Linked DNA regions of Homo sapiens: region 1 is linked to region 2. The links are chromatin contacts, found by Hi-C or POLR2A ChIA-PET in ENCODE. All regions are on one chromosome and are shown on one strand. The core of a region is the stretch at or near the end of the contact, and the rest is flanking DNA. Distances in the headings are between cores, read along the strand shown.

Region 1 (3,256 bases), core at 303-2,802, 480 kb after region 2:
CCTTTTATACTTATTTAAAGGGGCTAATAGAAAATGTAAAATGATATATGTGATTTGCATTAAAATCTGCTGGACTAGCACATAATGTCCTTCATGTTTGTCGTTTTGTCCTCATATCTGTGGTCACTGTGTTGGCCTTGGGCACTTCTGCTTGGTCACTGCAACAGCCTGCCATCTGATCCTCGTTCATTCTCAGCTCAGCTCCATTGCCTGTTCTTTTTGGCCAAGTCTTCCTCAGTCGGCAGGTCACTGCAGTGCCTCACCCTGACAGTGACTGCACCAGGAAGTGCTAGGTTCTAGGTCCTCCGTCTAGCCCTCCTTTGCAACACTATGAGGCTTTTAAATTGTAAATTATTTTAGTCCAAAATTGAAATTTGTTGGAAGGAGGTGGGGGCAGAGATAAGTGGAATCTTACCGTATGCACTTTTTTGTGTCTAGATTCTTTTGCTAAACAGCCATGCTTTTTAAAAGTATTTTTGATGTTGTTTTTAATTCATTTGCATTTCAATTTATATCAGGGACTCCAAAGGTTGGGCCTTGGGAAAGGAAGCAGGAACTAGAGCACCATGGGCTACGGAGCAATTGTTTTATTGTTTTTCTGTTGCCATGTCCATGATTAAAGAAGCCACTGTACAGCTTCTGATTTTTACCCATGAATCAGTTTCTGCTACATGTAGAGAGTGACAGTTGTCACAGCCTGATTTTATTTTATTTTATTTTATTTATTTTGTGATCTCACTCTGTTGCCCAGGCTGGCGTGCAGTGGTGCAATCTTGGCTCACTTCAACCTCCACCTCCTGGCTTCAAGCGATCCTCCACCACTGCTTCCCTAGTAGCTGGAACTACAGGCATGCGCCACCACACCCAGCTAATTTTTCTATTTTTTGTAGAACTGGGGTTTCATCATATTGCCTGGGCTGGTCTCAAACCCTGAGATCAAGCCATCCGCCTGCCTTGCCCTCCCAAAGTGCTGGGATTACAGGCGTGAGCCACCGTGCTGGGCAAAAGGTTTGGAGACAGCCTGATTTTAAATCAAAGGCATTCAGCTTGGGAGCCCTGGTCTAGGAACTGTATCTAATTTTTCTGTTCATCTTTCACACTGCAGCTGATCTGAGCCTGTGGACTACCTATCAGTACTGACTCCTGATGTAATAATAGTAACAGGAACTCATCACTGTGTGCTGTACAATGTAGGGAGTACTTTTAAACAACCATTGTATTATTGGATTCCCACAAGTGTAAGCAGTAGGCAGCACACCAATGTTATTTATTATCATTTTGTAGATGTGGTCACAGAGAGGCAGACCAACTAACTGATCTTCCCAAAGTCCCAAGCCAGGTGACTCAGTTGGCCTGTCCTGCAGGCAGGATTCGGCCAGGTCTCTGAGTCTCCTTCTACTGGTGCACATTTCCTGTTAGTATTTTCCTCAGGGAAATCCCTTTGGCTCTGACTCCTGAAAAGAAAGCTTGTCTTCTAAAGTTGCCAAATAATCTGGTCTGCCTTCAATTGAAGGGACTTTGAATCGTGGGAAGAGGAAAGGGGAGAGCTGTGCTAAAAAGATGAGTCATTGCTTCAAGATTGAGGAAGCAAGGTTTTATATCTCGGGGACTTTTCAGGAGGAGGATCAGTGTTTCTTGATGGTGAAAACAAGGAAGTGGAGGAAGGGAAGAAAGCACACCCAAGTATTTATTTTCCCTTCTGTCTTTGAATGCACATTCTTCCTATTATATTTTCTATTTGCCACATCTCTTACTCATTTTAACAACTTTTTGTTAAGAATACCTATTGGTTAAAAATTATTTTTTATTTCTTAACATTGCAGTTTGCTTTCTATACTATGTCCTTAATTGACTACCTCTGTATAAGTAGCTGGTACACATGTATTTTTTTTCAGGAATCCTTTCTTACTTATATTCAGATGTGGCTTAATTGGACAAACCCCACTGAGGTTCATCACTTTTCTTTTCCTTTTCTGCTTGACTGTCCTCTTTCTCCTCCAGCCATCCATCCACCTGCGAGAAAGGGCTATAAAAGGCGTCCTTACTTCCTTAAGAGGAAGGAAATGGCAGTGAGTTTTTTCACCAGTAGAAACATGTAGATGAGTCATATTTATAGCCTTTTTTTTTTTTGTCACCCACGCTGGAGTGCAGTGGCGCACTCTCTGTAGCCTAATTCTTTAATGCATACACCTGTTTAGTAGGCATTTCATTGCCAACCTTTCAATGCTCTTATGGGTATTTAGTATGATCTGTGAGAATCTGGAGGACTGGTTAGTATATTAAGTCCTGAACTTTTTAAAAGAAACTTGGTTGCTTGTTCTGTTGGTATGAATTAAGTTCTCAACCAAGAAAATAGATTAATTAATTGGGCAATGTTAGTTGTGGGCATAGTTTTAGGAAGACTTCTAGGATCTTTAAAATATCCACTTCTGCCTCTTTCTGGGATGAGAACTATAATACTTTTTCTTAAAATCACTTTGAGCAAATTATAATATACATACAGAAAAGTGCACATACGTGAATATAATTATTCATTTTCAAAAACTGAGAATATCTAAGTAACCAGCAGCTCCCAGTCCTCTTTATACTCCCTGCTATTCTTTTCTCTTTAGCCTACAGGGAACCCTTGTCCTCACTTCTAATAGCAGAGCTTGGTTTTTCCTGTTTTGTACCTTATATAAGTGGAATCTTACTTTAGGTAGTCTGGTGTCTAGATTCTTTTGCTGAACATCAATTTTTTTAAAGTACGTTTTAATACTGTTTTCAATTTATTCTCATGTGCAAAGCCTTGGACGTACAGGGAAGTGTGAGAAAAAACCTGAAAACCAGTAAGCATAATCTCATCACCTATAGAGACCTACTATTATAATTTTTGGCTATTTTTTTGGAATACTTTTTATATGAAATGTTTAAAAATTTTACATAGCTAAGTATGCTGTGTATTTAACTTTGAATTCTGTCTTATTTTGGCTTAATATTATATTTTAGCATCTATTTTTAAAAAAATTATTATTACTGTTACTATTTTTAGTGACGGATCTGCCTCTGTCACCCAGACTGGAGTGCGGTGGTGCAATCATAGCTCACTGCAGCCTCGAACTCCTGTGCTCAACCAATCCTCTGCCTCAGCCTCCCAAGTACCTGGGACTACAGACATGTACCCCCATGCCCAGTTGAATTTTAAAACTCTTTTTAGAGATGAAGTCTCCCTATTTTGTGCAGCCTGGTCTTGAACTCCTGGGCTCAAATGATCCTC
Region 2 (3,340 bases), core at 814-3,313:
TCAGGCAGGGGGCAAGTCTAATTCATCTGATGTCTATAAGCCCACATGGACGTCGACTGAAAGACTGAGGGCCAGGATGAATAAGGCTGGAAGTCAGCAGCCAGGGAGGAAGGAAGCATATGGAGGAACCTGGGGCAGGCTGTGCTTTGCAACACTCATCCACCCAGTATTTAATGCTCACGGTGAGCAGCTATATCGGTAAACCACCTACTGATGCTGCTTTCAAATTCCTCCTCCTCCAACATATAAACCCGCAAACAACCAGTCATTATCCAAATGCCCTTGCCCAAGGTACTCATCAAAGCAGAAATTAGAGACAAGGTGTGGTCATCCTCTCTCCACACCCCATTGGCCTTCTGTCCTTCCAGTTTTGTTATTTTTTTAAGATGGAGTCTCGTTCTGTCACCCAGGCTGGAGTGCAGTGGCATGATCTCGGCTCATTGTAACCTCCGCCTCCTAGGTTCGAGCAATTCTCCTGCTCCAGCCTCTTGAATAGCTGGGATTACAGGCGTGCACGAGCACGCCTGGCTAATTTTTGTATTTTTAGTAGACACAGGGTTTCGCCATCTTGGCCAGGCTGGTCTCGAACTCCTGGCCTCAAGTGATCTGCCTGCCTCGGCCTCCCAAAGTGCTGGGATTACAAGCGTGAGCCACCGCACCCAGCCTTGTCCTGCCAGTTTTTCAGTAGTTAATACAGATTAGTTCAAAAACATTTCCTGCAGATCTCTAAAAGACCATAAATACCTCTTCTCATGCCAGTGAGGTGTTTTGCAGGACTGCTGAGAACCAGCAGTTCTCTTCAACGATGAAGGGGTGAATTGTTCATGTAGCACTTGAGTATTTTTGTTGTTAAAAATAATTTGTCAAATTACCGTTTCGACAAGATCATGTGGCATCTTTAGATAGATTTAGAATGTGTTGCTTTTTGAAAGCATTTCTGAATCTAGATGAAAAACTTCAGCCTTTTCCCCTAATTTATCTTTCGTTTCAATTGGAGAAAGGTCTTAAACTTGTGAAAATCCTGTCATTCTCACACATTTCATCTTCTTCCTCCTTCTAAAGAAAGTCATCCTGAGTCCTAGTCCTGCAGTGTGTTTACACAATTGTCTCCTGCTCCTAAGGATCAACTACAAAATGCAAAAATTTCCACAAATATTCCTACTTAGTATTTCGGGATGTCAAAAGTTCTGAGTTTCTTCAGAAATTTTTTCTGAAATAACTTTTCAACTCAGCTCATCAGAATGACTAACCAGAGAATACGTTCCTCTCTTTTGGGACCCTTCTGAGGTCAAATTTTCTCATGACTTATAACCCCAGTGAGTTGTTTTTTTCCCCACTTTTTCACCACTTCATCCCCGAGTAGCATTCTTTTGCTCTAATGCAGATTTCTCTGCACAAATCTGCTGATAATCTCTGCTTCTCTGTGGGCTCTGGCTGCTTTTTTTTTTTTTGGCTTATGATTTTACCACCTTCATTTTTTATTAGGTCATCAGAAGGCCCATTATCCTGAACCTTCCCACACATGTTAAGTGTTTATTTGGGAATTATGGCAATATCTTTCTGATGTTTAAATCACAGATTAGTAAAAGGAACTAAATTCCAGATGGCACTGCTGTAGCCCATGGGAATTTGTGAGAGTTAGAATTTACTAGCATTAAGGAAACACTCAAGAAAGCACTGATAGACTGTTAAATATAGTTATGAGAACTTTGGTCAAATCTAGTAATGATCTTTAGAAAAGAACATACTGATAAAGGCCTGCTTATTTCTTCCTTCTGTCCTATGCATACACAAACACCAAAATGCCTCTGAATGCAGAAATCTGCTGGCAGTTGCAGCTTGCAGGTGCTGAATTAAACGCTCCCTTCCCATCCCACTCAACAATCAGGCAGTAATGTTTTATGAAGTTTAAAGATGTGACCTCAGCCTAGAAAAACTGTGAAGACTGCTTAAGAGGAAGAAAGCATATTGGTATGCTTCTCTTTTTCTGGCCCAGAGTATGATTTGCTAATGCAGGCTGCTAAAGGGATGTGGTTATACAGAAAGTAGATTTAGGCTTGCATTCTTGTAATCGAAGCCACCAAACATGTAAAATATCGAAAACACATGAACTTAAAAGAACGAAGCCAAGCCACTCCTACTTTCGGAAGGTTGCCACCCTTGAGACATAGGTGAACTTTCAGTTTGATTTATGGCTTGATAGAATCCCAGTGACCACAGTAATCAGTTGGATTCTAGTTAAATTTATAGAAACATCTCTGGTATTATTTTTTAAGTCATCTTAATTTACTTTTCATTCTAGAGCCTTTTTCTCAGTGTGCTTCAGAGTTCAAAAAAAATTTTTACATTGGTTCTCTGCCTCCCTTCATTCCTACTTCCATCCCTCCTTCTCCCGTTCCCTCTCTCCCTCATTCATTCATGCACTCCACAATGAGTTAGCATCTACCCTGTCCCAGGCAAGGTTCTAGGCCCTGGCACTACAGAGATGATCAAGTCATAGTCCCTGTTCTTAGGGACTTACAGTTAGTGGGGGAGGAGACTTTTAAGCACACCACCTACCTTTCAAATCAATAAGGGCTGTATTAGAAACAGGGATGGTGCCGAGGAAACAACACAGTCAGAGAGCCCAGCTCTTCCTGAGGAGGAAGGTTGGGAGCTGGGTGGGAAGGTGGGTCATATCTGCCATTTCAGCTGGGTTTTTTTGTTTGTTTGTTTTTAAGATGGAGTCTCGCTCTGTCTTCCAGGCTGGAGTGCAATGGCGTGATCTTGGCTCACTGCAACCTCCACCTCCTGGGTTCAAGCGATTCTCCTACTTCAGCCTCCCGAGTAGCTGGGATTACAGGCGCGTGCCACCACACCCAGCTCATTTTTGTATTTTTAGTAGAGATGGGGTTTCGCCATTTTGGCCAGGCTGGTCTCAAACCCGTGACCTCAGGTGATCCGCCCTCCTCGGCCTCCCAGAGTGCTGGGATTATGGGTGTGAGCCACTGGGCCCAGCCTTTAGCTGGGTTCTGAGTGTGACTTTACTCCAGGAAGAAGATGAAGGGCACTCCAGATAAAGGCAGTTATGCAAAAGCACAGAGCTGTGAAAGGGCAGAAGTTCAGCGTGGCTGGGACAATGGCTGGAGGGGAAAGAGAAAGGGGTCAGGCTGCAAGTGCAAAGGTCAGCTTTTAGAAGGCAGACTCTGCTCCCTCTGCCTGGTACATGCTCATCCCAGATCTCTGCATGGCTCCTTCACACCACTCAGGCCTGGTTACCAACACCACCACCCCATAGTTCTTGCCCACATGCCCCACCCCCAAATTTATAATCCCTAGCTCTAGCCTACCTCTGTGCCCT

What was found. A loop is a pair of places that touch in the nucleus more often than their neighbours do. ChIA-PET counts read pairs that join two places held with the same protein, here RNA polymerase II (POLR2A). Pooled maps may share reads with other maps.
Region 1: a loop to region 2 is called in a pooled map, with 2.3 times the contacts of the local background. The contact joins two enhancer-like sites. A Hi-C loop is called at or near these places in 1 of 37 single-sample maps with no recorded cell type and 1 of 50 pooled maps. POLR2A ChIA-PET finds 5 or more read pairs at or near these places in 3 of 52 experiments (BJ, CD8-positive, alpha-beta memory T cell and activated naive CD4-positive, alpha-beta T cell).

What each region holds. Positions count from the first base shown.
Region 1 is chr6:137,232,584-137,235,839 of GRCh38, forward strand. No RefSeq gene overlaps it. Among named protein-coding and RNA genes, the nearest start is that of IFNGR1, 15 kb to the left of the region's middle. Within about 2 kb of position 1,553, at least 24 of the 41 ENCODE cell types and tissues checked have a DNase peak (open chromatin) inside an H3K27ac peak, as active enhancers do.
Region 2 is chr6:136,749,713-136,753,052 of GRCh38, forward strand. All of the region lies in intron 1 of MAP3K5 (mitogen-activated protein kinase kinase kinase 5), which reads right to left. Among named protein-coding and RNA genes, the nearest start is that of MAP3K5-AS2, 33 kb to the right of the region's middle. RefSeq lists enhancers at 1,916-2,015, 3,208-3,257. Within about 2 kb of position 2,064, at least 11 of the 41 ENCODE cell types and tissues checked have a DNase peak (open chromatin) inside an H3K27ac peak, as active enhancers do.